6 separate regions of the Homo sapiens genome follow, and all the other regions are linked to region 3. A link is a loop called in an ENCODE intact Hi-C map of the cell type or tissue named here. Cell type or tissue: PC-9. All regions are shown on one strand. Each heading gives the region's core, and the rest is flanking DNA. Links, peaks and the distances in the headings are about the cores only. Region 1 overlaps LOC101928004 (a long non-coding RNA gene). Region 2 has its middle 84 kb from the start of LINC03055. Region 3 has its middle 65 kb from the start of LINC03055. Region 4 overlaps RREB1 (ras responsive element binding protein 1). Region 5 has its middle 56 kb from the start of RREB1. Region 6 has its middle 54 kb from the start of LY86-AS1.

Evidence for each region. A loop is a pair of places that touch in the nucleus more often than their neighbours do. Peaks named below come from ENCODE experiments on the same cell type or tissue, not always from the same donor. Only the 100,000 strongest peaks of a DNase experiment are listed, where the experiment ranks them.
Region 1: it touches region 3 in a loop (2.6-fold over the local background); 3 of 110 quality-filtered maps call a loop at or near these places.
Region 2: a loop joins it to region 3, with 5 times the contacts of the local background. A loop is called at or near these places in 3 of 110 quality-filtered maps.
Region 4: it touches region 3 in a loop (2.9-fold over the local background); 3 of 110 quality-filtered maps call a loop at or near these places.
Region 5: a loop joins it to region 3, with 4 times the contacts of the local background. A loop is called at or near these places in 7 of 110 quality-filtered maps.
Region 6: it touches region 3 in a loop (4-fold over the local background); 6 of 110 quality-filtered maps call a loop at or near these places.

The regions. Positions count from the first base shown.
Region 1 is chr6:6,710,048-6,714,874 of GRCh38, reverse strand. It overlaps LOC101928004 (a long non-coding RNA gene), which reads left to right. Exons shown (of 5, transcript NR_187687.1): 3 at 3,017-3,178; 4 at 3,894-4,003. It overlaps LOC101928047 (a long non-coding RNA gene), which reads right to left. Exons shown (of 6, transcript XR_001743949.2): 2 at 3,808-3,889; 3 at 1,001-1,164. Among named protein-coding and RNA genes, the nearest start is that of LY86-AS1, 90 kb to the right of the region's middle. RefSeq lists enhancers at 1,805-1,954, 2,722-2,781, 2,122-2,911. In PC-9, for the core only: CTCF peaks have their summits at 1,989 and 2,188 (motif pointing left); a DNase peak (open chromatin) is centred at 2,144; H3K4me3 peaks cover 487 bases; H3K27ac peaks cover 2,381 bases.
Region 2 is chr6:6,967,685-6,972,511 of GRCh38, reverse strand. No RefSeq gene overlaps it. Among named protein-coding and RNA genes, the nearest start is that of LINC03055, 84 kb to the right of the region's middle. RefSeq lists an enhancer at 3,522-3,816. In PC-9, for the core only: no CTCF peak of the experiment used is centred there; DNase peaks (open chromatin) are centred at 2,541 and 3,361; H3K27ac peaks cover 2,513 bases.
Region 3 is chr6:6,818,647-6,823,473 of GRCh38, reverse strand. No RefSeq gene overlaps it. Among named protein-coding and RNA genes, the nearest start is that of LINC03055, 65 kb to the left of the region's middle. In PC-9, for the core only: no CTCF peak of the experiment used is centred there; a DNase peak (open chromatin) is centred at 2,593; H3K27ac peaks cover 2,862 bases.
Region 4 is chr6:7,143,239-7,148,065 of GRCh38, reverse strand. The region is part of intron 1 of RREB1 (ras responsive element binding protein 1); the gene reads right to left. Among named protein-coding and RNA genes, the nearest start is that of RREB1, 38 kb to the right of the region's middle. RefSeq lists enhancers at 1,469-1,618, 1,877-2,547. In PC-9, for the core only: no CTCF peak of the experiment used is centred there; DNase peaks (open chromatin) are centred at 2,135 and 2,605; H3K4me3 peaks cover 2,532 bases; H3K27ac peaks cover 3,222 bases.
Region 5 is chr6:7,049,077-7,053,903 of GRCh38, reverse strand. No RefSeq gene overlaps it. Among named protein-coding and RNA genes, the nearest start is that of RREB1, 56 kb to the left of the region's middle. RefSeq lists silencers at 1,666-2,115, 2,146-2,265 and an enhancer at 2,097-2,598. In PC-9, for the core only: no CTCF peak of the experiment used is centred there; DNase peaks (open chromatin) are centred at 1,903, 2,913 and 3,713; H3K4me3 peaks cover 2,897 bases; H3K27ac peaks cover 3,802 bases.
Region 6 is chr6:6,674,719-6,679,545 of GRCh38, reverse strand. No RefSeq gene overlaps it. Among named protein-coding and RNA genes, the nearest start is that of LY86-AS1, 54 kb to the right of the region's middle. RefSeq lists an enhancer at 4,755-4,827. In PC-9, for the core only: a CTCF peak has its summit at 2,541 (motif pointing left); DNase peaks (open chromatin) are centred at 535, 1,115 and 2,505; H3K4me3 peaks cover 493 bases; H3K27ac peaks cover 1,341 bases.

The sequences.
Region 1 (4,827 bases), core at 591-4,590, 110 kb after region 3:
AAGTGGAAATCCTTAAAGCTGAAAATGAGAGCCTTGTTCTGCAGAAGAGGAAGAGTACCTTCCGTGTCGCTTGGAGCTGGCCTAATCCACTTAATGCCTTTCAGCTTGGTCATATGGAGGGACTAGCCACAAAGTTAGGGCTACAGCCCCAGCCCCGGGTCCCAGGCAGCTGCCCAGTGTGCTCATGCAGTTAGAATGTTCAGAGAGTAGGACACTGGGCCAAGCACATGGACTATTCTGTCCACCGACCAGCACAGATTAAACCCTTTGTAGACTCCGAGAGCTGTGCTTCTCAGGGAATTAAAGGATAGCTTTTGAAAACTATTTTTCTTTCCTCTTTCTCTCATTTTATTTACTTGAAACAGTATACACAATGTCCTTTTTAAATGAGGTGAAGCCCAGAATCTAGGGATCTGTTTTAAAGTGCAGTGAGGTTTTCCAGATCACTCATGAGGACTCTGCTTAATCTTGCCAGTCTCCTGGCTCTCATTAGAACACAGGCCTGCCTGTAGAAGGGACCCCCAGCATCTCTGCAGCAGCTGGGGAGGGCCATGAAGTGAGATGGAGATGACGCTTCCCTGCTGCTGCGCAGCTGTTTGCTCACCACCTCCCCTTGCAGGCAGCTCCCCGCGGCTGGACTGGGGATGTGCCACTACACAACATGGCCTTGTGCTGCGGACGGATGCTAGGAGCCACCAGGCCTGTAATGCAAGTGCTACGATTAACAGGAGCAAGTGTTCACTTTGCATTCAGGCCCTGGGTTTTTTTTGTTTTGTTTTTGAGACGGCGTCAGGCTGGAGTGCAGTGGTGCGATCACGGCTCCCTGCAGCCCCGGCCTCCTGGACTCAAGTGACCCTCCCACCTTAGCCTCCTGAGTAACTGAGACTGCAGCCACGCACCACCATACTCAGCTAATTTTAATTTTACTTTTTAGTAGAGACGGGGTCTTGCTGTGTTGGCCAGGCTGGCAGGCCCCGGTTTTGCAGTTGTATTTGCTGACCTGGCACATCGCTTCTGCTGAATCGTAATGAAAACATTCTTGAACAGGGATGAGTCACAGATGCTTTCATGAAACCCATTTGAGAGCACTGTTGGCCCATGTCCTCCGTGGATGCAGCACTCTTCCCATGGGCGCACGATGGTCATTTACTCCTGGAAAAGGACCTGAGGAAGTAAATGTCTCATCTCACTTTTTCTGCCCCATCTCTGGCTCTACTGCTTTTGTTTTTATCTTGAGACAATACCACACTCTGCTGGAGTTCCTTGGGGAGTCATTTTTAGCGGGGGGGGGGGGGTGGGATATGAGGACACTGGCACGAGGAAAACCTGCTCTAACTGCATTAGTTTTTCTAGACTTTTTTCTATTGTGGATTAAGAAGTTGGAAATGCAGAAACTCTTGGGAAGACAGGCCATGTGCTTTCACGGTACACAAATGGATCTTAAAAACATCCACCCTCCAGCTCATCTGTTGGAGAACCGTGAAGACAAACAGCACTATAAAAAGCATCCTATGCAGCAACTCCGCTTGATGCTGCAGCTGCCAGCGACCCCTCTCTGGAAGGGCGGCTGCTGAGTGCTGGCATTTGCTGAGGTTACTGAGAGCCATTACTGTTCGCTTTTGCACGCCTCACAGCACCTCCCAAAAAGAAAGTACTCAGATGCTAACGTTTGGCCTCTCCTCCTTCCCTGGCCGTTTCCAGGCCTCTGCTGTGCGTGTTGTCTTACTTCCCTTTAGAACCGAGCTGGTGCTTGTTTGGGCAGCACAGGAAGTGTGGGGCACCCAGATGCCTAAGCACCAGACAGAGGTGGCTGGATGGAGGAGGTGTCCCCTCTGCCATCCTACCCTGCTGCCTTTGTCTCCCTGGTCTCTTTTCTGGGCACTTGGCGCATTCTGCAACAGACGTCCACACACAGGGCTAAGTTCAGGTCCTCAGGGCACTGCTTGGTAGGGTAGGTGCAGTAAGGCTGAGGTCCCTGGATACAGAAGCCTCCCCAAGGCTCTCCTCAGCTCCTGGCGGAGCCCATTCTCTGCTCTGTCCAGGGCTTGTCGAGGGCGTCTCCCGACTTCTTTGGGAAAGCAGTTTGTTTGCCTTTCTCTTTCAACACTCGCCCATTTATCACAAACCCACAAGAGTTCAGACAGCCACGTAGCTCCTGCCTGGTCAGGACACATGGGGAATGGAAGAATTATGACATCAGTGCCCCCAAGAGGTGGTGCAAGTTGAAAACATAATCGGACGCAAAAACAGGTCTAGATTGATTCATACGTGACTAATGCCTGAACATTTTCAGAGGGACCCAGGAATTCCTTCCATCCAAGCCTCTGCTGTGTGCAGAGGGAACAGTAAGGCAGCAGTAGGTCGTTCCTGGTGCTCAGGGAGCTCACAGTCCAGGAACGAGGCGAGCTGCCTGCCCATGCGTCTGGCAGGAGTGGTACCCTGCTGGTGGCTGGGCACCCAGAATGAAGCAGACCCTTTCATGCACCCTGCTCCCAGGCCTTTCTTAGCAGGGGCTGAACACAGAGTTGCACAAATCAGATTCCAGTCTTCAACAGTAATGTGTGTGCTCACCGAACAACTCCTGTGGGGCTGAGCCCACATGTATTAACAGGGTGAAGATTTGTGGGGGAAATCTTCCCTCCCTCACCTGTCTCTCACATTCTGTGCCTCCTGGAGACCATTCAGAATCTCTCTCAGCCCAGCCTCCTGCCGTGTGGCTCTTTCCCCCTCCCCTCTGTCAACCTCAAACCACATTTCCCCTGTATCCCTCAGCCCCGTAGACATCGTCTTCACTTCTTCCTTTTTTCAGTAGGTCTCGGTTCCCTTGCGAGTTCTTTCTCACCCCTCCCCCATCAGCTCGTGGAAGCTTGGAGTGTGGAGCACAGCAAACCAAGGGGCCTCCTTTGGGACCCTGTGACAGTGCAGGGCTGCACCTGAGCCCTGTGCCTCTGGACAACAGCCAAGGGCAATTGCCCACACTTGTATGTCAGATGTCTCCCACCCTTTTGTGTTCCAGGAAATGACTTACTGCAAAGAACCACTCTTCCCCACGAGACTTCGAGAAGACCCGCTGTCACGGACTGAGTTGTGTCCTCTTAAAATTCAGATGTTGGAGTCCAAACCCCCAGTAACTCAGAGTGTGAACGTATTTGAAGAGGTCTTTAAAGAGGTGATGAAGGTAAAATGAAGTCACTAGGGTGGGCCCTAATCCAACCTGACAGGTGTCCTCATAAGTAGAGGAGATGAGGACACAGACACATGGAGGAAAGACCATGTGGGGACACAGGGAGAAGATGGCTGAGGGGAGAGGCCAGAGGAGAAACCAGCCCTGTCCATGTGTTGACCTGGGACTTCCAGCCTCCAGCATGGTGAGACGATGCATCTCTGGTTAAGCCCCATCTGTGCAGTACTTTGTTATGGCAGCCCTACTAGCACACCAGTAGGTCCATTCATAAATGCCGTATACTCGTTCTTGTGATTTCCGTAACAGTCATGGGTGACTGCCTTGTTTCCTGTGATAAGGACACAGAGACCCTCCAAATTACCATTCTTTGTTTCTTAAATGATTAGCTGAACTATTTGTCCCTCCAAACAAGCTAGAAACAGCTAGATACTCCTTGTCCAGCTGATTGACAGATGCCTCCTGATGACATAAACATGCCAACTGTAAAATCACCCCCACCTGGAACTGGTTCACTCCTCCCTATAAAAGTCTAGACAAAACCAACTGCCAGGACACTCAGGTTTTGGGATCTGGGTGCTCTCCCGACTATAATATAATAACCTGAATAAAGTCAGTTTGCTTACCGGCTTAGGTCTTTGTCTCTGACAATTTGCCTCTGTGACGTGGATGGGACTGGAAGTCCATTTGGAGCCCTGTCTTCTCCACCTAGGGAGAGAGACCCCATGAGCTCGTCAAGCTCCTTCTGTGACTGATCAGAGATCCCACCGTGAGTCCAGCTCCTGGTCCCATGCTCTGGATATATCGGTCCCTGGCAGCGTGGTAAGGATTTGATTTTGATTATTTGCTTGAGTGCCCTTCTGGCTTTGTTTCGTAGTTGGCTTCTGTTTAACCTTGGTGCTATGCGAAATTCTCAATCCACTTCTCACCCTGCCCTTTAAAAATCCCTTCCGATGATACGTATTCCACTGTGATGAGAATTCAGTTCATTATCCCAAAAAATGGCAAGATTTCCCTGAGGACAACTTGGAACTGCAAGTTGATCCCTCTGAGGCACCTGGAATCTCCCTGTGTCCATCTACAGATCCCCCTCAAGATCTGTTCTCTTCAAAGGTCAGCTTATTTTGCTTGGTCCAAGGAGGCTGAAACATGAGAAAATGTCTCCAATCTACTTCAAACTGAGCAGTCCCTTAAGCACGTCTCTCACTACCAATCTCTCCTCCCACTCCTCCACCCTTAACAAAACCTCTCAACCCTTTCTCCCCCTGCCCCACCCCTCTATGGGCCCTGCTCTGATGCTTTCCCCCCTACCCAGTATTCCTCCTTAGTCTGAGGGACTTTTTTCCTCCTTTAGCCCCTGCTCCCCAATCTTCCCTGCTCCTACTTCCCTACCTCATCCTGATGTATTGGTGCTTCCCCATCATGATAGAAGGCCCATGACCCGAGGGCCGAATTGAATAAGGACTCACTCAGGTCCATATGCAGTTGTGAAGGGCTTTTCAGACAGACCAGGGAAGAGTTTACTAATCCATTTGGTTTTGTCCTTGGGGCGTATTCTCCTGGGTTCCCTGAACTTTATCAATTTTTGCAGCTGTTAATGGGTACCAGAGATGCCACCTTATGGTTTGAAAAGCCACACGGGCTAC
Region 2 (4,827 bases), core at 349-4,348, 150 kb before region 3:
TTGTCTCACCATCCCTTTCCAAACCCACAGCCCACAATGATTACTCTTCTTTATTATTTTTTAAATTAAAAAGATTTTTTTTCTTTTAGAGAGATGGAATCTCTCCATGTCCTGGGCTCAAGTGATCCTCCCACCTTGGCCTCCCAAAGTGCCAGGATTGCAAGTGACAGCCACTGCTCCTGGCCTGCCCTGTCTTCTATGCAAACCCCCAACCCGCTTTTAAAAATCTAAGCTGCTCGCTTTCCATCTAAACAATGACCATATTGGAGAGGCCTTGGGTCCAACAACTCTGTATTTCTGTTACCTTTTCTGTGTTTTGCTCTTGTCTTTTGAACTCCCCTGGAAGCTCACAAAGGCTTGGGTTGCATTTTTGTATCCTGTACCCCCTTACCCCAAGTCAGCTACACCTAGTAACAGTCTCCCCTTTGGATGTTTTGATGGCCCATGCTAGAGGATCCTTAAAGATTCTAGGTCCGGTTGAACATTTTGGCTAGACGACAAAGTTCAAGTCCCCTTGGAAGAGCCCTATGCCTGTCTCCCTGATGCCAGCAACTGGAGCTCAGGGGTGACTCTGAATATCAACATTTCCTAGGTCCGCTTGGTGAATCCTAAACCCTGATTCCACGAGCAGCCTGAAAGCAGAAAAATCTCCTTGACTTTACCTCTGAAAACACTGCTTGGAAGAAGGGTGGTTTATTTCACTAAAAATAAGCTAGATGTTGAAGCAGTGTGTTGGAAAATAAAACGCCAAGCTCATTGTTTATTTTGGAAAAAAATGTTAAAATTCTGTTAATGCAGTTGTAATTGGTGATCAATACAGAAAGGCTGGTTAGAGGCCTTCATGAGTGAGGCTACTGGAAGAACAGCTCAGAGGTGTTGTAAAATGTTTTCACTCGTGCTGGGGTTATCTGCCAGGAAAGGTGCAGCTTATCACCAGGGATGTTTTTACCAGGCCGCTTCTGAACTTTAACCCACTGTCGAAACCAGGGTCGTGCGAGGGAGCCACAGCTTCTGGGCCCCCAGCACAGCTAACCCAGACTGCAGGCCTGATGTCAGCCACGTGATGTCACCTGCAGCTGGGGCATGGGCTGGCGAGGGATGCTGCGGCCCCGTGGGTTAGTTCTGGTGCTTAAGTCAGGGCGTCACAGCAATGGGAAAGGGTGATGCCAGGGAGAAGCCAGTGTAGTCCAGAGAGAGCTCGGCTTCTCCACCTGTGGCTTTCCTCTGCTCCAGGGGGACATGTAGACATCATTTGGAACGGAAAGTGGGCTGAGCAGCCACACCATTTGTTTCCCCATCCGTGTATTCTGAGGTTGCGTGCTCTTCAGTTTTTGCCCAGAGTGCTGGGCCCTGGACGATTTTGCTTCTTGCCCGAGTGCTGGTTTAATAACGGTGTGAATCAGAGGGGCGATGAGCCAGCGCCCACAGCGCAGAGCATCCAGGCATGTTGCAGCGGCGCAGAAGCGATGTGAGTTCCAGCTCCCGAAAGCCAGGGCTTTATTTCAGGGCTGTGGCCGAGGGCTAGATTGACTGTGGCCGGTGCCTGGCATCCTCCCTTCTGCCCAGGGGTGGTTCTCGCCTTCCTCCCTGAACTACCCTGAGCCGATTTCACCTTCCTCCAGTACCCCTTGCTCAGGGGTGGGAGTGGCTTTATTTGAACTCATTGAGGTTTCTAACACTCTTGGGAACATCACAGTAGAGAGGATGGCTGCACGCGTGCCAACATACCCATGCCTGTCTCAGCATCTCCCAGTCTCTTAGATTCAAAGGCATCCCCGAGAAGCAGGGCAAGCTTCCATTCAGGATAATGAGATTTAAGTTTGTTGGTCCTACTGTCTCTTGTGTTTGTAATTGTACATCACGTTTTCATTTGGTTTTGATGAGAGGCACACAGGGGGCAGGAAGAAGGGAGCCCAGTATCCCCATCCTCACCTAGAGACCTTTCAACCTGAAAGCCCCAGGTGCTGTTTGGACAGAGGGTGAGGGTGGAGTGAGTGGCAGATTGACCTGGGGACTTGGCCTTTGGAATCCTCACGCTCTCTTTGGAGGTCCTGAGCATCCTGCAGGGTAGCATTAAGCCCTTCCTCGTTTGTGCCAGTGCGCTTTTTGTAAATCTTCATGCCACGACATCCCAACCTCCCCTTGCGTGTTAGTTGGTGTGATTGGGTAAAAGCGGATCAATCCTTTAGAGATGTAAAAGGCAGAGGGGACAGTGGGAAGCCATCTCATGGAAGCTTTTTGTGAAGCTGCTCAGAATTCCTTCTCCCTCCATTGCTAACAGCCCCTCCAGCCTCCCTCCTCCAATGGAGACATTGAAAACAGCAACTTCCCCTTCCTTGCCCTAATCAGGGGTCTCCTCCTGTTAGCCCGTAGGACATAGGAGGCGCCTGCTGGCTGCTGCTGCTGGGAGCTGTGGAAACATGTGGCTGCCACGTAGGCTGTGAGTCAGCATCCCACCTTCCACAGGGGCCTTGGGAACCTGAAGGTGCTCAGTGCTCGTTAATATTAACCATCCCAGGCAGGCCCAGGGCAAATCCAGGAAGAGAGGCGTGGCAGCCTCAGGGCAGGGCGGTGGGTGGAGACGCCAGAAGCCAGGTGTCCTCTTGGCTCTTCAAGTCACCTGGCTTATTCCCTCCTGAAAATGCATTCTCTCTTTCCCTGTTTGGGTGAACGGCTGCTGGCAGGGCCACGGAAGGGAGGGGCCAGAGATGAAGAAAGGCTTTGCAGTCAGAGCCGAGTTAGGGTTATGGTCCACTGTAAGATCTTGGAAAAGATATTCTCTGTTTTTTTGAGACAGAGTCTCGCTCTGTCGCCCAGGCTGGAGTGCAGAGGCGTGATCTCTGCTCACTGCAGTCTCCGCCTCCGGGTTTCAAGCGATTCTCCTGCCTCAGCCTCCCGAGTAGCTGGGACTGCAGGTGCCCACCACCACACCCGGCTAATTTTTGTATTTTTGGTAGAGACAGGGTTTTACTATATGTTGGCCAGGCTGGTCTCAAACTCCTGGCCTCTAGTGATCCACCTGTCTCGGCCTCCCAAGGCGCTGGGGTTACAGGTGTGAGCCACCACACATCTGGCTGGAAAAGTTACCCTCTAAGCCTTAGTTTCCTTATTTTGAGGAACGGTCATCATGATGTGTACATTTTAGGCTTATGAGTGTTTCCCTGAGATAAAATGAGCACCGGTTGGTGTGAGAAGCAGCGATGATCTTTCTTTTTTCTGAATGGCTGTTTCTCTTGTCTCTTCCCCCAAGATCTGCCTTTCCTGCCCTTTCGACTAATAAGGGAAGAACTTCTCAAACAATTCGGCTATGTAACCTGGAGATGGGACTTTATGCATCATAGTGACAACTGGCTTCTGCTTCCCTGGGTGTGGTAGTTAGTGGAGAAGGGGAGGGTGCCCTGAGGGAGGGAGGACTCTGCAGAGGAATGGGCAGCCAAGAGTTGGTTCACCTGTACAAGAAATCTCCTTGGTGATCCTGAATCCATTCATGAGTCCAGGATGTCTCGGTGGTGGAACAACATCAGGCCTCTGAAATAGGGAAAGGTGAGTTCAGCACGATTGTGAAGGGGCACTCCAGCCTTGGGGATTTGGGCGAAGGGGACATGGGGTCAGGCTGTGCAGCATTCACCTCCTGTCCTTGGAGCCTTATCACCCAGTAGATAACCAGCTGCTTGCCCAGATGACTCACAAGGGTGCTTTAACTTCTGGGATTGTTCAGGGCCAGCTCCTTGGAAATTGAGGAAAACAAGCAAACATTGGAAGATTTGTTTGTTTATTTGAAAAATATTTACTGTGCACCTATTACGTGATGGCCACTTTCTAAGTCACAGAAGGTGCAGAGCCCTGAGCCACATGGACAAGGTCCCAGCTTTCATGCAGCTGAAATCCTCCAGTGAAGGAGGACAAGAAATAAGACATCTAAATAAATAAGCAAGACAACTCAGCTTGCAGTAAGTGCTGTGATAAGGAACTAGGCAGTGGCTCTCAAATTTGAGTGTGTATCAGAATTCCCTAGAGCCCTTGATAAAAACACTGATGGCCGGGCCCCACCCCAGTATTTCTGATTCAGTGTGTCGGAGTGGGGCCTGAGAATCTGCATTTCTCATAAGTTCTTAGATGATGCTGATGCTGCTGGTCCTTGGACCACCTTTGAGAACCACAGACTTGGGTAATGGTACAAGGGGTTGGGTGGGGTGGAGCCTAGTTTAGAAACAGCTCAGAAAGATAAAGTCAAAGGCCTGTGGACTGCGTTCCTTTTTAGTTTAGAAGGCAGAAGGGATGGAGGTGCTGTGTTTTTTGTAGTTCTTTTGTGGAAAGGACAGCTGCAAACAAAACAAAAACCTCTGTCTCACTTCTTACTCTACGTTTATTCCTATTCAGATCAGCTTCTGAGGCCGGGAGTGGTAGCTCATGCCTGTAATCCCAGCACTTTGAGAGGCTGAGGCAGGAGGATCTCTTGAGTCCAGGAGTTTAAGACCAGACTGGGCAACATAGGGAGACCCTGTCTCTGCAAAAAATAAAAAACAAATGAGCTGGGCATGGTGGCACACACATGTGGTCTCAGCTACTTGGGAGGCTGAGGCAGGAGGACTGCTTGAGTCTATGAGTTGGAGGCTGCAGCGAGCCATGATCTCACCACTGCACTTCAGCCAGGTGACAGAGAGAGAGAACCTTTCTCCAAGAAAAAAAAAAAAAAAAAAACACAGAAAAAATCCTGAAACAGATGAACTTCTGGAATCTCATTTCTTTGGGGAGCCTAAAGCCAGCAGGCACGATGCTTGCTTGTAATACAGAGTATTCTCATCTATTTGTTGATTCTCACAAAGC
Region 3 (4,827 bases), core at 489-4,488:
CTATAACTTACTTAATCTCCCCACTGAGCCGATTTTAAAAAAGAATATTTTGTAGAGATGGAGTCTTGCTGTGTGGAACAGGCTGATCTTAAACTCCTGGTCTCAAGGGATCTTCCTACCTCAGCCTCCCAAATTGCTGGGATTACAGGTGTGAGCTACTGTGCCTGGCTTGAACTGATTAAGTTCGGGTAGTTGAGATTTGGAGAGAATAAGGAAGTGGCCAGGGGTGGTGGCTGGCAGGTGGACAAGCCCAGGTGTGATTTCCAGGACTTGATGCTGACACCTGTGGAGGAAGGCTCACCATGAGACGAATGCTGCGAGGATGCTGGATGCACTTCTTCCCTTTTTATCTCTCCAGCGGCCCCGTGAGGAGGTAGCCATTGCTATCCCTGTTTTAGATGATGAAATTGAGGCTCAGAGAAGTTAAGTACCTTCCAAAATCGTCAGGTGGGTTTCTGAGCCATTGTTATAGCAGCAAAAGATATTTTCAGGCATCCTGGACATTGTGGATGACTGGATTGTTAGAGTGACCGTCCGTTCAGGTTGGTCCTCAGCCTTGGGCAAGCCTGGAGGGCTGGTCACCCCATTAGGTGCCCCTTCATGTCTTCCTCTTCTTTTCCCACTGTGAACCTATTGCTTTGATCTTCACAGCAATGCGCTGTTATTTGAGTGGTACCCTTGGGAAATGTAGACAGAGCTCTGGGAGCAGAGGGCAGAACCCAAATCCAGGAGTTGTGAGGATTACAGGAGCAAAATTCTTTGCACAGTGCTGGGAAGGCACGAATGCTCAGTACGTGGTGGTTCTTGTTAGTAGCACAATATGGTCTGGAGGGTGGAAGAAAAGAGGGAAACTGGGAGCAACTGCAGAATTAGGCATCAGGTGCCATGGAAGCAGAATGGCTCCATTTGTTGAGCTCCTGTTCAGGGCGGGCATTCTTTCACTTTCCTGGCTGGCATCCTCATGGCTGTGACTAGGTCTGGGAGGCAGGATGGAGGCCACAGTTTCCAGGTGAGGACAGCCAGGCACCTGCCCAAGCCAGGATGGGGTGGAGCAAGAATATGAATTCACCTTGGTCAGACTCCAAAGCGCTGATTTTAATATTGAAACCCAGCTGTCTTTTGGGGGAAAGGGGATGGGGAAAAGACACAGTCAGGAGGGACTCTGAAAGAACACAAGGCAGGGAGGCAGGAAGAAGCAGAGGGAGAAGATGGAGTCTCTGTGGGAACTGGGGAGTGTGAAGGGGTTTCCAGCCAGAGTTTTAAAGAATGGCCTCAGTGCACTGAGCATTCCTATGTGCAAGGCATATCTCTGTGGTTTCACACATATCAACAGTTTCAAGCCTCCCCCCAAATCCTATGAGGTTGGTAGTATTGTCATCATCACCACACCATCATCATCACCATCATCACCACCATCATCACCATCACCATCATCATCACCACACCATCATCATCACCACACCATCATCATCACCATCATCACCACCATCACCATCATCACCATCACCATCATCACCATCATCGTCACCACCACCATCATCACCACCATCATCACCATCACCACCACCACAACTATCGTCATCATCACCACCACCATCACCACCATCATCATCACCACCATCATCACCACCATCATCATCACCATCATCACCACAAATATCAACACCACACCATCATCATCATCATCACCACTATCATTATCACCATCATCTCCATCTTACAAATGAGGAAAGTGAGGCACAGAGGGGTAAAGAAACTTGTCCAAGATCACACAGCTACTAAGTGATGCAGCTGGATTCAAATTTGTCTTACGGTTAAGTAAGGATGAAAGGACCTTCTCCTTCTCCTTCTCCCTCTTCCCCCTCCTCCCCCGTCATCATGTCCTCTTCCTCCTCCTCCTCCTTTTAAAAAGATAGTCTTTTCTTTAGCTGCAAGGCCAGGTTAGTGGAGTCTAGGCAAAGTCTTATTTTTTAGCCAGCTCCTTTCTCTTTCTTTTCTTTTCTCTAATTAGAGCTGGGAAAAGGTGAACCTTTTAGCCCCTCTGCCACATTGCCTTTTTACTGACTCGAGCTAATCAGGGAGTAGGGCTGCTAGTGGTGGTGGAGAGGGGATTTGGTGACTGGCAAGTGGAGAGAAAATTCCAGATGTGTAGGGGTGTGTGTGTGGGTGGGTGGGTGTGTTGGGGGGTGCTCAGACAGAAGTTGCTCTAGGAAAGTAAACACTTGGATCCTGGAGCTTGAAACTCACCCCATCCCACACCTTTTTATTAATTCTCTAAACCTGTATTGTAACCTTCATGGTTGATCTCCTTTCAGGCATGGGGAAAGTGCCAAGCCCTGAGATCACCTGTTGGCTTTGTCCCAACTCGCTGCTCAGGAAGCAGCTTTTGTGCATCTCTTGCTCCTGTGTCTGATGGGAAACTGGGGCGGGAGTAGCAGATCAGGAGAGAACGTGTGCTGGGTGTGGGTTCCCCGGCTGTGGGCGGGCTTTACCTGCTCCAGCCCTCCTGACCAAGGGGAGCCCATGAGTCACCGGTTCTGGCCTGCCTCACCTGTCCAGCCCTCTCCCCTGCATTGCCCCTGCCACCACCACCTCCTCACCCCATGCATTGTTCATCTGTTTCCGTATCTGTCCCCTTTAACTGAGTCACCACTGGGCTTGTCCTGGGACCAGCCCTGCTGTGAACCACACAATCATGAATGGCCCGCACATCAATAGGTTGAAACGGTTAAACAATAAAAGTCTGGCACCAGCCAAGCTGGATGGTTCAACTTGTAAAGAAACAGAATCAACTGCTGCATAGCAGGGAGTCTTGTTTCAGGTGGATTTCACGCTGGAAGGTTCTCTTTCCGCCAACAAATTAGTGAACTAGATATATACCAGAGCTACAGAGAGAAGCTTTCTCTCTAAAGAGAAAGCATGTCACAGATGAGCTGGTGGAAGAGCGTGAAACGCCTCGAACTACAGCATTGTACAAGTGTACATGTGAACTATGGTTCATCATGGTTACAATAACAACAATACAGAAATCAATCTTTATAGCCCACAGTAAGGTCTCAATGAAGAGTTATTAGATACATTAATAAAAAGTCTGTTTTATGTTTGAAATCTGAGCAATTACAGACCAAGAAACTGAGAATTCTGTGTAACAAAAATATCAATGCTGCTGCAAAACTGATTATTCCAATCTAGATTGGCTTCAAAGGTGGAGCAGTTTGAGGAACAGAAATAGATCATGAAGCCAGGATGATGAATGAAAAGAACCAGCAATGGAGATGCATCATTTAGCAGCAGTTGCCTAAAGGCAGGATTGCTGTGTATTATTGTACAGGTTGTATATGGCACAGCTCCTGAAGGTGCACCTCATAGAGACTGCAATATGCATGATGACCCTGGAGTTTTTCAAAGTGATGGCTCTGGTTTATCCCAATCGTTTAGTGAGGGATGTGTGAAAAGTTAACATCAGAGCCAAACAGTGCATATTATTCGCAGTTTTTCTATATATCTATCTATGCTTACCTTAACTGTTTAGCAAATTGCATACGTAATTCATTCACATGGATTCAGCCTTTTTATGAGAATTATAGATTCACAGGAAATTGCAGAACAATGTACAAGGAAGTCCTGTGTATCCTTCATCTTCATTCAGTTTTCCCCAGGTAACATCTTATAGAAGTAGATACAATATTAAAACCCGGAAATTGACATTGGTATACTCTACAGAGTTTCCTTGGATTTCACCGGCTTTGCATGCACTCATTTGTGTGTGTGTGTGTGTGTGGGCAGGGGGGCAGTTCTGTGCAGCCTTATCACACTGAACTGGTGGTAGAGTCTTGTAACCATCACCATAATCAAGATACAGAACTGTTCCATCATTGCAAAAATCTCCCACCTCCTTACTCCCTCCTCCATATCTAACCCCTGATAACGACTAATTTGTTCTCCAGCTCTATAATTTCGCTATTTTGAGAATGCTAGATAGATAGGAATTCAATCTTTTTCTTTTGTCAATCACTTTTTTTTTTGAGACAGAGTTCCGCCCTTGTTGCCCAGGCTGGAGTGCAATGGCTTGATCTCGGCTCACCGTAACCTCTGCCTCCCAGGTTTAAGCGATTCTCCTGCCTCAGCCCCCCGAGTAGCTGGGATTATAGGCATGTTCCACCAAGCCCGGCTAATTTTGTATTTTTAGTAGAGACGGGGTTTCTCCATGTTGGTCAGGCTGGTCTCGAACTCCCAACCTCAGGTAATCCACTGGCCTTGGCCTCCCAAAGTGCTGGGATTACAGGTGTGAGCCACCATGCCTGGCCCTTTTCAATCACTTTTTAACTAGTTATTTCACTACAGAGTTCTGACTTAAGGATTTCTATGCAAACATAAGAAGTAGATGTGTTTGAACTACAGAGACCCAACTGAGAACAAAGTGGACAATCTTGTGCCTAGAGAGGACAGACCAGGAGACAGGAGAATACTTTGATTTATTAAGCACTTAACTGGGTGCCAGGCACTGTTCTGAGGCTTCATGGAAGTTGCCGACAGAATGGTGCCCTGAGAGGCTGCCTCCTCTTGGGAGATTCTTCCCCCACCCCCACCAACACACTCTCTCTATGTCCTGTGCAGATTCCCACTGGGTCACCATCCCCCCGACAGCAGGAGTCTCTGGCTTCTCAGAGAGCTTGGTGTGAAGCACAGGGCCTCTGGCCACTGAGTTGTTCAGCTTTGGTTTTCCCTCCCCGTGGGTGCAGGGTAAACTCTCGCTGTTGGGGGCTTCTCCCCATTCCTTTGTTCTGCCCTTGGATTGCCCTTGTTGTCCCCTCCCAGCTGCTAGGA
Region 4 (4,827 bases), core at 484-4,483, 320 kb before region 3:
CTGAATATTCTGGACCGAAGAATGCCAAATAAGCGACCTCTACATAAGCAATATACTACTTTTGAGTCAGCTAGCTAATCAACTGCTATATCCACAATGGTAATTGGCAATCCAGCAGTGTCCAGTGTCTTACTGTGAATACTGTCTACCAAGCCAATAATAGTTTGGAATGAATACACGCAGCTTAAAACACAAACTTTTTTTTTTTTTTCCTGAACTCACTGATGTTTCTGAGGAAGTTTTAACTTATCAATCACTGGTACTATGGAACAATTTAATTACCTAAGTTGAAGGAATGAAGTTATAAGAAAGATACAATGAAGAGCATTATGAATGTGCTTTAGAGACTTCAGTAAATAAGAAAACTGTCACTTTGTTCTCCTACTGCATTAGGAACTTCTCAAACAAAGAAGCTTGATGGAGGCAGACAGAGAGGGGCTTATCAGCTTAGGACACGGGATGGATGGTACAATTAACTGTCACACAGTCAGATATAATTCACTCTGATGAGGCCAGAGAAAGAAAACAAGGCAAAGAAAGGGCTCATCTTGTCCCTTTAGGTAATATCCAAATATCCCAGCACGGAAACCATCTTTTCCTCAAAGGTTATCTACACACGTGGCCTGAGAAGAAAGGCAGTAAGCCTTTGGGGAGTTGGGGAGAAGGAAGGAAAAGAAAACAGGAGGAGGAAAAAGGAAGACCTCTTTTCTGAACCACAAATGCCTCATGCTGCGCACTCCAAGCTGAAATGCAGTATGGTAGGTATTCTAAGGGGGAAAAAAACAACTACATTTCTTTCCTATTACTGATTCCTCTCTGCTTCACAGACCCAGCTCGGCCAAGTGGAAAACGGCTGCCATGAGTTCTGCAGAAGCTGCATGTCTTGCCCTGGCAGTCTGAAGGTGAAGCAGGCTTCAGAGGTGGACAGCTCAGGGAGAATCCAGAGAGGACACAGAAAAGCACACCAGGGCACCTTCTCCACGAGCCACCCACAGTCCATTTTACAGGCTAGAGCTCACCCTCTCAAAGTTAGAAGGTGCTCCAAAAACAGCTGGAGACTGGAGACCATAAACTACAAAATGCATGTGATGTTAAGATACTAAGAAAAGTACGGTTTCATTCTAAAACAGATGCACACAGAGAATTGTTTCTTCTGCCATGACAATACAGTTCCTTAGCTTTCAGAGTGCCAGACAAACTAGAATCAGAAACATCTTCCAACCAGTGTGAAGATGGAAGGAAAAAGAGCTCCTTTTCCTCTCCCTCCCCCACCACCTCCTCCCCACCAAAAAAAAAAAAAGAAAGAAGAAAGCCACGACACACCAGAAATAGCCTATGTGAGTCTGCTTCTAACAGCCAAAGGATGTGTGCACTATGAGCGGCTCCCTTGCAATGTGTGTTATAGTGAGCTCAAACATGACTATATATGGTATGTTTACGGAGTGAATGGACACAAACACGAAGCAGAACTTATATCAGACCCAAACTGGCTTTTAAAGAGCTCGGTTCCTCCACATTTATGGCCACAAGACGTCCCCTAAGTCAGAGCTAACTGTGGATACTTCCAGCAGTAATGTCTCCTGACTTGCTGGCACCGAGTTGCAGTGACTCCACCTCACTGCCCTCCCAGGCTGTCTGCGTGTGCACACACTTCCTTCTCCGTCCCCACCTCGCCTCCTCCCCTCCCATCTCCTGCTTTCCCCCTCTCAGGCCATCTACCCCCGGTCCCACAGAGACATAAATGCACATTCAAGAATGCTGCTGCTGAATGGGGCCTATGTTACATGACAGAGGGCATGGTAAGCGGGCCACAGACTGCTCTAGAAACAGATGGCAAGGCTGAGGCCCACAGCCGCTGCCTGCTTCTCACACAACAGGCTCCACAAAGTGTTTTATTCACATCCATGTTCTGCCTAGAAGGAAAGCCAGATACTGAAGTGTGTGTGTGTATCTGTGTGTGTGTGTTGGTGGGGGGAGTATAGTCTGAAGATGTATTAAAGTCCTGGGGGGCGGTGGGGAGACGGTGCGCAGAGCAGGAAGGAGAGGGATACGGAGAGGTGGCGTAGGGGGTAGGGAAAGAGAGAGAGAGAAAGAGAGAGGAAGGCACTGGCTTTAACAGTCTTGCCCAACCTGTTCTGCGGTATGTTCTGTTAACTCCTTTCTGGCAAATAGATGCAAACAGCAACCCCTTTCTTCCCTCTTCTTCTCCCCACAGGCATAGGGGCAGCTACAGGCAGAGAAAAGTCCCAAAGAAAAAGACGGGGCCCATTACTGGCTGAAATAAACCCATAATTTTGGTCATCTAGTATAAGACTTCCACTATCAGCTACTGGGGCTGACATTTCACTGGAAACTACCAACCTCACAGGCCCTCTCCATCTCCCAATTCTCCTCCTGACCCTGCAAAATAGGTTAATCGAGGTTAGGTCCTCTAAAATAGATACATGGAAATTAGGCTGAGCTAGGTCCAGTTTTCACGCACTTGAACAAAGCACTAAGGTGAGAAGGAAGCATCAAGTTCTTTTCTTCTTCTTCTTCGGTTGACATTAGGCATTTACAGGGTTAATAAGGGCAGCCTGAAGACCAGAAATTTACCTGCTTAGCAACAGAAGCATCAGCTAAGCTGTACTGGTTGTTTTGATACAGGAAAAGCAGTTTCTACCTGGTGAAAATTCCTGGTGATGTTTCAGTTGCCATTTTAAGCAACACACATACTAATCACAGGTAGAAGCCAGCAAGAAACTATGGGAAAAGGAGAAAAGTCCAAGGAGACTTTGCTCAGTTGAAAGGTCCAGGTCAAAACCAACCACCAAAACATGCGACCACACATGTAAACCTGCTCTGAAAATTACAACAGATCAGAGCTGAGAAAACTGCTCTTGGAAGCACTAACACACAAGCTCGTTTTCCCTCTAACTTGTTGTTTATGGCTGCTTTGTCTTCACATGGACCTTCAAGATTCTTCAGGTAGTGGAAAGAATGGGTGTCTTTTTTAATCATAAAAAGACAGATCTTCCCCTCTACACGGTGAGACGAAGAAGAAAGCATGACTCTCACAAAAGATTACACTTTCCCCCCTTAACTATGTTTGTATGTCGCAATTTTATAAAAAATGCAGATGTAACCCAGGGCCTTCATAACCTCGCTGAAGGACAACAAATAAATATATCTACTTCAAAATTCAACTACAGAAAGCTTCTTCATTTTCAACAAGTGACTGTTTCATTTTTGGAAGCTCCAGGATACCAAGGCACATAGAGTTGGTTGCTGTAAGATGTTTACTGCTGCCTTAACAGAAATGTATCTCCTTGGGAGAAGCAAGGCCTAAAAGCAGTTAGAACTGACAATTTGAACCAGTTGTTGAATATGTAAAGCACAGTAGAAAAAGATTAAAATATACTTCATTAACTAAAATACAAAGAAATAGAAATAATTTGTGAAAAAAAAAAAAGGAATAATGTCAATGTATACAACCAGAGAACACAGCACCTATATAATTACACAGGGCCAAAGAATGTCTATGTGAGAAAAACAAAACAGAAGTGAAAATCCTAACATTAATGCTATCACCTTTGGATAAGACCATGTTTCAAGAGCAGAAGAATGAGAAATTAAACAGTTACTTATAAATACTCTTCAATACCACATTGTAAAGTTTGGTTTTGACAGTTTCCCTTAAATTCAGTTTTAAAAATTAAGTTTCACATTATAATATAGTTGACAAATTAAAATTGTATATGTACAGTGTACAGGTGAGGTTTTGATACATGTATACATTGTGAAATGGTTAAATCAAGCTAACATATCTATAACCTCATATATTTATTTTTTGTTATGAGAACATTTAAGATCTTAAGTTCTAAACTGAAAACATTATTTGTGCATAAAGCTCAAAAAGAAAAAATATAATGACTTAGGAAATAATAAAACTTTCTAACTTCAACCCAATTTAAAGGAAAATTTGGAAGTCACATGTTTGAGAATATAAAAAAAAAAGTGTGCAAAACCAAGCCACAAAAACAATTCCCCCTTTAATAAAGTAAAATACTTGCACTTATTCAGGATCCCTAGACCAACAGTTTGAGCAAATTAAAACCTTATTTCTGAAACTTACATTTGAAAAAATGTAAGTTGGGTCAAAGAAATTCTAGTGTGGACAAAATGGTGGTATTTAAAGCAAAAATTTGGCCTATGCAAAAAAAAAAAAAAAAAAAGAAAGAAAAAAAGGCTGCAGTGATGCACACTGGTCGCCGGCAGAGTGGGCTGCAGAGGCCAGTTGTATCTAACAGTTGTGCTCAAAACAACAAATGGTGCATTCATAAACTGCAAAAGCAGAGGCTGTTCAGAGGCTGTAAAGTCTGCACCCGAATGATGAGCAGCCGACTTTGCTGTTGTTCCACAGAAAGGGAGTGAAAAAAAAGGACTGAATTCAGTTAGAAGCACAGGCTGTCACTTCAGCGGTGGCAAAACGGTCTAGATAAAGAGGCCCCAAGCACCATTTACTCTCTTCCAACAGGAGCTGGGTCTAATGATAATTGAGTCAACACCTCTACCTAAGATAATACTGCAAGAGCCAGTGTCGGGGGAAAGCCCAACTAGAAACCAGAACATGCACCTCCCCACACCCTTCTTGGTTTAAGAAAACATTCAGCACCACAAAACGCATAGTCTCAGACCAAGGGAGTGAACGACCATAGCCTGATTACCTGTGACACTGCCTCTCCATGCCCTTAACAAAAGAAACATCTGGTACCAGCTACTCAGCATCCCTGAAAACTGTCAGAGTTCCAACTTCTTAAAAAATTAATGAGCCGCATTTACACCTGC
Region 5 (4,827 bases), core at 440-4,439, 230 kb before region 3:
GCAAGGTTTACCTAGTTACCAATAAATAAGTAAATAAATGTAGACTGGGGATAATTACATCTCCACAAAAGTTTTCACAACAAAATAACCTCTACTTTTATATATTTAGAATATAATTCAATTGATTAGTTTCTGTCTCCTAAGAATATACTATATACTCCTTAAAGTAAAATACATCTCAATGTATGTTTCTTTATTTTAGAGTGCCTTGGATACAGAAATTTACAGCCTAAGTCAGCTTTTCAGATAACCCTTAAGAGGATAACACACCCCTTTTTTTGCTTCTAGATAAAAAGTCCCAGCAGTTGCACATTGCTTCTGGGTTTGCAGCTTCACTGCTCTTTGGGCCTTGGTTCAGCAGCCCTGCCTACACCTTGTGACTAAGGTCCACTGGACAAAACCGGATGCAAAAAAATGGGACAAAAACCAGGTAGGGTGCTCAAGAAGAGTTTGGGCTATACACTCACACAGCTAAATTTCCCTTTGCAGTCTCATCTTTTTTTTTTTTTTTCTTGATTTTGCTTGTCTCGCTAGCATTCAAACCCAAAGCCCATCCCTTTTAAATCTCCATTCCTCCCTTTCCAAATCATCACGTGCCTGGGGTGTGAGATGCCACTGTGCTCATGAGGGAACTGGGCTGCTCTCCTTCTGCTTTGAGGAGGGTCGTTTTTTTTTTTTCTTCTTCTTTTAATAAAGGCCTTTTCACGTTTGTTTCTCAGGCCTTCCTCAAATACAAAACTGTCACTGTCCCCTGCTCCTTCCAACTCTAGGATATCAGCTTCAAACCTTTGTATGAACTAAGTGGTGAGTAGTAAAACTTTGGTAAATGTATGGCAGCCCGGGCGTGCATTTGGAAGACAAACCCTAACGCAAAAACGTTTAGTTCGTATTCTCTGAAATAGTAAAAAAACAAACACAGAGCAAAACTCCACCTCCTCCCCAGCTTTCCTTTCACGTCTTGGTTCGGTAATAAGAAAAGTTAATCCACCCCCTAGTGCAACTGCAGCCTCTTTCTCGGCCAGGCTCACCTAGAACACTCACTGCATCATTGCATCCAAGCCAAACTCGGTTACTGAGGCAACCAAGTTTTCCTTCCCAAAGGGTCACAGGGAAACACATCCCTCGGGATCCCCTGGTAACCGTCCACCGATAATGCTGGGGAACCACAACAGCAAATGACTCGCTTTCCAAGGCTGGAGCTGGCCGCCTCGGTCGGCCACAGCGGGGGTGTGCGTGGGGGGTATGCAGCATCCAGTTACATTCCTGACCCACTTTCGCGTCCCCTCCCTCCCCCTCCTCTTCCTCCTCCTCCCAGACAGGCCGCGAGGGCGCCAGCGCTCCGAGGAGCCATCCGCGAGCACTCCCCAGACAGCTGCCGGCTGGGTGCACCCGGCGTCGGGCACTACGGGGGGGACGCCGAGGGAGCCTGCCCCCGCCCCCACCCCCACCCCCGGCTTCCCTGCGCGCTCCCTCCTCGGTCACATGGACCCGCGAGCACCTGTTGGCAACCTCAGCCCCAAGCCGAGCCCCCCGCCGCCCCCTCTCCACCCTCACAGCAAAATTCCTTGCGGGAGGGAATGGGAAGACCGCCCAGTTCCCGTTCTGCAAACCCCGCTTTGCTAGGAGGGCGCAGGGGCCGGCGGGCGACGCCTGCACAGCTGCTCAGCTTAGGAAAGTGCAAAAGCGCCGCAGGCAAGCGGCGACTCGGTAGAGGGGATCCTAACCACCCCCTCCACGCATCACCCGCCTCCCCCGAGGCGGAGCGGGGAGATGGGGTGCGCCCGCCCCCAGCCCAACTCCGCTGGAAACCTGGGCTCCTCGCGGGCGCAGGGTGGGGATGCTGTGGAGTCCCGGCCGGGGCCGCAGGGGCGAGGGCAGGTAGCGGGTGGTGACGGGTGGGTGTGCGTTCCGGGTAGCCCAGTGCAGGAAGGGGGAGGGAAGCTGCCGTCGCAGCTGCAACTTCTGAGCGTGCAGAGCAACTCAGCAACTTTGCCTGCCCGGCGCGCCCCTCCCCCGCGCCACCGGGCCGGGCCGGGGGCTGCGCGGCGCCTTGCGGGCAGACTGGAGGTGCGGCCCAGTGGGGAAGGGACTGGGCTGGGGCTGCGGAAGTGGCACAGCCTCTCGGGGGACAGGAGTTGGGGGGCGCACCCACGCGCCCCGAGGCTTGAAAAATACGCCCGGGCCCCGCGCCGCGCACGCACCCCGCAGCCCCACACCAGCCAGGCCCTCGACTGCCGCTGGGCTCCGCGCGAGGAAGGGGGCGGAAGGATGGCGGCGGAACCATGGAAACTGTGCTCGGTGGATAAATAAGGAGAGGGCCGCGCTAGGCCGTCCCGGGCTGCCAGCATCTCGGAAGGCGGATGCAGCGCCCGGGGGAAGCGCGGCCCAGTTCGCACAAGTTGTTCTTCCCGAGCCGCCGCAGGGCTGCTGCCCTACCGCCCGGCTCCGCGCCGCAGCCGCCCTCGGGGGACGCCGCCTGGAGAGGCAGGCCCCAGCCTGGAAGGAGGCCGCCGGCGGGGGCTACGAGGTGTGGGGCAGAGGAGAGTGTGAAGGTGACCCCGGGGTCATCAGGTGTTTGTTCCGGGTCTTAAGGACCGCGCAAAGCCCTGCCGGTCTCGCTAGTCCCAGGTGCGCGTCCCGGAAGGTGAATTCATGTAGTTCAGACATTCTGAAGCTTCAGTGGGGCTAAATCCAGAAGTACAGGGAACCTGGGACGGCCTGGGATGGTACCCCATGTCCCCGAAGTTCTGCCCACACCCCTTCAGGGCGGCTCCCGGGAGTCGGATTGGCAACAGGGAAGCAGGATGTAAACTGGGAGGCTCTGGCCAGGCCCGGGCGCTCAACCGCACCCATTCCCTGCAAGCAAACTTAGCCTCCAACCTTCCTCCCCAGAGCTCTTCATCTGACTCACTGCCGAGTTACTGATGCTCTCCGGCCAAGCCTATTGCCTGTAAAGCTAGAGATTTCAATGGTGGTGTTATGAAGTTGAGTCACTTCAGGGTGTGGGGATCTTCAGACGCAAAGGGGTTATTTCAAGCGAAAGTAAACTACCTGCGCGGAGAAGCCTGGCAACCAGCTGAACGATTTAATTACATGCCATCTTAATTTAAAGAGATTTGCATGTTCATGAGGCCAGCTGGACAGTTACATTGTGATGTGTACCTGGAAATTACTTTTTAACTGGATAAGGTCAATTTATTTCACACCACGAACGGGTGAACAGTATTTCTCTTTTTTTGGATTCAACATTTTTGGTTCTTTTACTTCTTTTTCTCTTTTCTCTAATCCCACGACATTATTTTCTTTTACTTCTTAATGAAAAAAAAAATAACCTTCTACCCTTTTCCTCTGAAATAATTATGAAAGTCTAGGCTAGAGCGTAGTTTTCCAGAATACCATTCCAAAGAACTAAATCTTCAATATGGCCTTAAGTTATATTTGAAAAAAGGGCTCTGTGGTCATATATCACAACACATTTATTCCCAGATATACACAGTTTTGAATGTTAACATCTCTGATGTCTTCTATTTGGTGCCATCTTAGCATTGGGTCATAGTTTAATTGGCTATGATTTTCTTTCTTAGTGGTCCATAAAATAAGGAAGTTTGAGAAATGCTGAGTTAAGCAAGTTAAATCAAGTATATTTGTTACACAAGAAATAAATACAGCAGTGTAAGGCCTTTCAGAATCTTTGATGTGCTAAGGTGTTTGTGAATCACCACGAAGAGTTTATAATATGAAAACTTTCCTAAGTATGTTTGTTCAGTCACCGTTTTTGTTTTTTGTTTTTTGGTTTTTTTTGGTGAGGATTTTGCCCAGGGCTAGTGTTCCTTCTGGGTACTGCTGCTCTGCTGCTCTAGGAATTGTGCCAGATTTGAACAGGGTTGAGAGAAGTGTTCACGTTTCAAAATGGTGTCATTAGGAATCATCAACTGATAAACTAAATTTTAGTATAATTACCAAAAAGAGAAAGACCATTTGAGGAAACATTCAGAGGCAGACCTGTTCACATTTGGCTGTAGTGGAAACTGAATCAGGACCATCTTTAGAGAACTGGTTCCAGTGAACATTTAGTATGTCGGAAAATTCATGCATCTGATATATCTAATCCATGTTACACTACCTCCTGCATTATTTTAATTTGTAGGAGTCAATAAAAATGTCTTATTTAAAGTAGACTGGCACTAAGCCACTCCCCAATTACTTACAAAAAGTCCCCCAAAACATTGTTATAGAAAAATAAGAAAGGGTGGTGAGCACATGAAAGTGTACTCTAGGCTGGGCGCGGTGGCTCATGCCTGTAATCCCAGCACTTTGGGAGGCCAAAGCGGGAGGATCACCTGAGGTCAGGAGTTGGAGACCAGCGTGACCAGCGTGGAGAAACCCCATCTCTACTAAAAATACAAAAAATTAGCTGGCCGTGATGGCGCATGCCTGTAATCCCAGCTACTCGGGGGGCTGAGGCAGGAGAATCGTTTGAACCTGGGAGGTGGAGGTTGCGGTGAGCCAAAATCCCACCATTGCACTCCAACCTGGGCAATAAGAGTGAAACTCCATCTCAAAAAAAAAAAAAAAGAGCAGGAGGCATGTACAATTTTCCAAAGACAAATGAAATTGGAGATAGAAGGCCAGATGTGATGGTTCACACATGTAACCCCAGCCTTTTGGGAGGCCAAAGCAGGAGGATCTCTTGAGGTCAGGATGAGACCAGCCTGGGGCAACAACGAAAAAATCCATCTCTACAAAAAACTTAAAACAAAAAATTAGCTGAGCATGTTGTCATGTGCCTGTGGTCCCAGCTACTCAGGAGGCTGAGGTGGGAGGATT
Region 6 (4,827 bases), core at 423-4,422, 140 kb after region 3:
TACTTTCTCTCTCTTCTCTCTCCATTCCTGGCCCTCCTCATCAATTCTCTGGCCATTTTGAACTTGACTCAGTCTCCCCAATGTGCCAGGCTTTCCCTGGCTTCCCGGCTCTGCGGGAGGATGAGAGTGGGCTCAACTGTCTTTTGAGGGAATCCTGGAAACACACCCACCCTGAGAGTCATTGTTTTGATGGAAGTGACATTCCAAACCAACATTTGGAACCAAGTCCTGTAAGCCAGAACCTGCACAGGTTTTGTTAAAGGAATCAATTTAGGCCTGGCACTGAACTCCTTTCTGCTGTAAGACTCTTTTAGAACTTTGGAAGTTTCTATGCAGGGGACTGAGCCATCCTGTCCCTGCCTGGTTGGGCATGAGAAGTCACTTGGAATAGGTCTGAGTGAATGCTGATGAACTCCGACTTAGCTCTGGTAAACAGTGCAAGTTCCCATGAGACTGCAGGGCAAGAACAGGGCAGGCTGCACACCGCGGGGAGAGGCACACCTCGTTCCGTCAAGAGACACCTGGGCCTGGTGCAGGCGCATTCTCCGTGGTTAACGGGTGTGAAATCGGCATTTATCATCAGTGACTTTTCATTGTGTGGCTTCTGTGAGTCCCCACCTTCCTTCTAAACCTCAGCAGGACACTTTCCCTTCCCTGTAGTTCAAATATGCGCCGCAACCTCAGCTTGATCTCAAGCTTTCTATTGCCATGTAAACAATCAGGGAGCCCTGGAATGGTGGGCTCCAGGGGTGGGTGGGTCAGGGCCACCCCCAGGGGTGCAGAGTCTGAAGGGGCTAAACTCCGGGCGGAGGCTGGGGGGCCTCAAAAGCATTTTCATGCAGGTGAGAAAAGGAAAATTTCCAGGGCATCTTGGCTGAAGCACAGAAGTGACTCCCGGAAGACCTGGCATGTGTGAGATGTAGGAGGGATGCTCTGTGCCTGCTTGTGTGTGTGCATGAGTGCGTGTGTGTGTATGTGTGTATGCGTGTACATGTGGTGGGTATGATGAGCCTCGGGGCTCCCTTTAGCATCTGCTGGTGAGTTTACTGTGCCTGCCGACCGTTTCCCAGGTCAGGCCTCCGCCCATGATAACTACTGTTTACCAAACACTTACTGTAGGTCAGTGACTCACATATGTGATCTCATTTCACTCTCCCAACAACCCTGACGTAAGGACTATTATCCCTATTTAACACATGAGGAAAGGGAGGTTTGAGAGCTCTGGTTACTTTTTCACATTCTGAAGCTAGGTGCCTCCACAGCACATGAAATGTTCTGCCGTCGTTCGTCTCCCTGGGACCATATGGAAACGGGGGCTGCTTCCCCTGGAGATCACAAAGGGCTTCTGCAGTAGAGAAAGGAGACTAAGAGCACCTTTCTAGACTTTTCCTTAGCATTCTTCAAGATGTACTATCAGAAGTTCAATAAAAACAACCTAATGCTGAGATTCATGGATAGAAAATTGACTCAACTTCCTGCCTTCCGACGAGCTTATTTTCTTCTTAGCCATTGTAAATTGGTGGAGCCGTGTTCCTCCTTGTCTTAGAAACTTTTAATGGTGCTGTTGCCCTCAGGTTAAGGTCTGGACTCCTTGTGGCTCTCCAAATCCCTCAGAGTCCTTCATTGTCTGAGCAGGCACACTCATCTTCTGTAGTTTAAAAGGTGGCAGTGGCTGGGCGCAGTGGCTCACGCCTGTAATCCCAGCACTTTGGGAGGCCGAGGCAGGCAGATCACCTGAAGTTGGGAGTTTGAGACCAGCCTGACCAACATGGAGAAACCCCGTCTCTACTAAAAATACAAAATTAGCCAGGCGTGGTGGCACATGCCTGTAACCCCAGCTACCCGGGAGGCTGAGGCAGGAGAATCGCTTGAACCTGGGAGGCAGAAGTTGGGGTGAGCTGATATCGCTCCATTGCACTCCAGTCTGGGCAACAAGAGCAAAACTCACTCTCAAAAAAAAAAAAAAGAGTGACAGTAATGACATGATCATTAAACATCTTTCAGGGAAGACTCTATGAGACCGATGTTTGCATGCTAAAGACAGGTGTTGCTGCCGGAAAGTGATTCGGTTTGAGGACTCAGGACTTGGGAACATCAGTCTCATCTCAACAGAACCCTTTTTTCAGTTCCCTGCTGTTTCCTGCACAAACTGGGGGAATGTGCTTGGCCTCCCTGGAGCTCGGATTGTCTAGCAGCTTGGATTGCTTAGTCCCCCTTTCCACACCTTCCTGCCACCCTGAGGGGGAGGCCTGATGGTTCATGGGCTTCCGCAGAAGGAATTTGCCCACTCTGCTTCCTAAAATGTGCAGCTGCATTTTGCTGCTGGGAAAATATTGATTGAAGGTCTGGAGGAGTCTGACAACTTGTAAGGCACATACAGTTTTTATCTGCAGGATGAAGTTAGTTTTTGTTTGGGCCTGGTGTTTTCGAAAGAAGGAAATCACTTTCATAAGCATCAGATTAGATCCAGGAAGCGTCCGCAGGACAATGAGAAGCTGATAGAGGCAGTGTCTCAGGATTTTGCCATTGGTTACTACCGCCACCTCCTGGCTGAAATTGTGAACTACACAGCATGGGCTTCCTGGGCAAACTGGTTTAAGAAAAGGTAGCCCCGTTTTCCCCATTTTCTGCAAGTTCTGTGTGGCGCAAAAAGGAAATGAGAAGACTTATTGTTTAGATAGAGTATTTATTGGCATATTTTATATTAACTGTGATGATAAAGCAGACACAAGAATAAGAAATAAAATCAGAGTGAATTTTTCTCATCTGAGGCAACAGGGAAAATAATTCATTGGAACAACCCTGTGACTCAGTGTTAGCTTTGCCCAAAATAAGTGTCAAGGCCCTTATCTGAGTTTCCAAGACCCCCTGCCCATTCTCTTAAGCTGACCTCTTAGCATATTGAGGGAAATCTACCAAACATTTTGGAAAATTAGTACAAAATTAAGGAATTAAAATGAAAATTGCAATATAAAAAATTATTGGGTCTGAGGCATGTCTTCAGGTTGTACAAGGAAAAGATGTAAGATTTGGTATCTCTCCTCTTCATTATTTTATATTGGTTTTATACATAAGCCCTCACCCTGTAGAAATATAAGTTCTAAGTTAGGAAAAGGATTATTTGTAACATACATGCAATACACATACATTGACAGAAATAGAAACAGGCTTTTTCTGTTATTTAAATAGTATTTTTGGAGTAGATTGGTTTTTCGTTTGTTTGTTTTTGAGACAGAGTCTTGCCCTGTCGCCAGGCTGGAGTGCAGTGGCGCGATCTCTGCTCCTTGCAATATTTTCCTCCCGGGTTCAAGTGATTCTCCTGCCTCTGCCTCCCGAATAGCTGGGACTACAAGCGTGTGCCACCATACCCAGCTAATTTTTGTATTTTTACTAGAGACAGGGTTTCACCATGTTGGTCAGGATGGTCTCTATCTCCTGACCTCATGATCCGCCTGCCTCGGCCTCCCAAAGTGCTGGGATTACAGGAGTGAGCCACTGTGCCTGGCGGATTGTATTTTTAAAAATTTATTTAGAGATGGGGTCTTGCTCTGTCAAGCAGGTTGGATGGAGTGCAGTGGCGCGATCATAACTCACTGCAGCCTTGACTTCCTAAGTCAAGCAACCCTCCTCCCTCAGCCTTTCCAGAGGACAGCAGCTGGGGCCTTCAGACAATTACGTTTCCTTAGTCGGACATCTGAGAGGCATAATTTCATGGCTACCACAGAAACTGAGAGCAAATATTACATTTCTCATCCCCCCTTGAAGCTTGGGTCTTGCTGAATATTGTTTTCATAAAGCAATCTGCCATATTGAAAAAGCCATGTAATGAGAAACTGTGTGCAACCTCCAGCCAACAGCTAGGAAAGAACTGAGGCCCTCAGTCTTCTCAGGTGGCCTACTGGCCAATATGTACAAGTTGTATATACAACTTCCAGAAGGGTCCTTAAAAGAAGAGGGCTATCACTTTCTTGCCTTCTTTTCTTTCTTGCTGGCTGGAATGTGATGATATCACTAGATCTGAAACAGCCATTTTGGACTAAAAGGCAGAAGCCACAGGTGAGGATGATGGAGTTACAAAATAAAAGAAGTCCAAGTCCTAGTGAACTGGGCCACCATGAACTTCCCAGGTTTACTGGAGAGAGAAATAAACCTCTAACTTGTGTATGTCTCTGCTTGATTTTCAGTTACTTATAACAGAACTTTATCCAAACTGAAAAAAATTTTACATTTTATATGTAAAGTCCGAAGTTTAACAGAGTTAGTATTTCCCAGACGATAAATCATGGGAAAAATAAAAGTTTAATTACCTAGGACTATTACTGGGAGATGATATTTGCTGCATATAGTGAAGGTGCTAGCAAATCTCCCCTTTTTGTTGCTAAGAGGGTGTTCCACTTAGTTAGCCAGGGCAACAGAAGGAAACCATTGATGTTCCTCACGGAGAAGTCTTTGAAAACAGCACATGAGACAGCAGCTAAGAGCGCCCCCCACCGCATTCCAGGCTAATAGCATTGGCTCCAGAGGCTAACAGGGTTTATTGAGTGAAGGGACCAAGGGGGAAACCAGCTTGATTTTAATTGTCTGTCTAGTCTGTTGGAAACTAACTTTCTCTAAATGAATGCTTTTTGAAGTTTTCAAAGCTCGAGAACATAATAAATATTACCCTTTGCTGGGTTTCCTCTTTGGCTATGGCACAGGGGGGTATTTTCTGGAAGGATATGGTTATCCTCTCTGATGACTTTCAAAATCTGAATTTAGGCTGGGCATGGTGGCTCACACCTGTAATTCCAACACTTTGGGAGGCCGAGGCAGGCGAATCACCTGAGG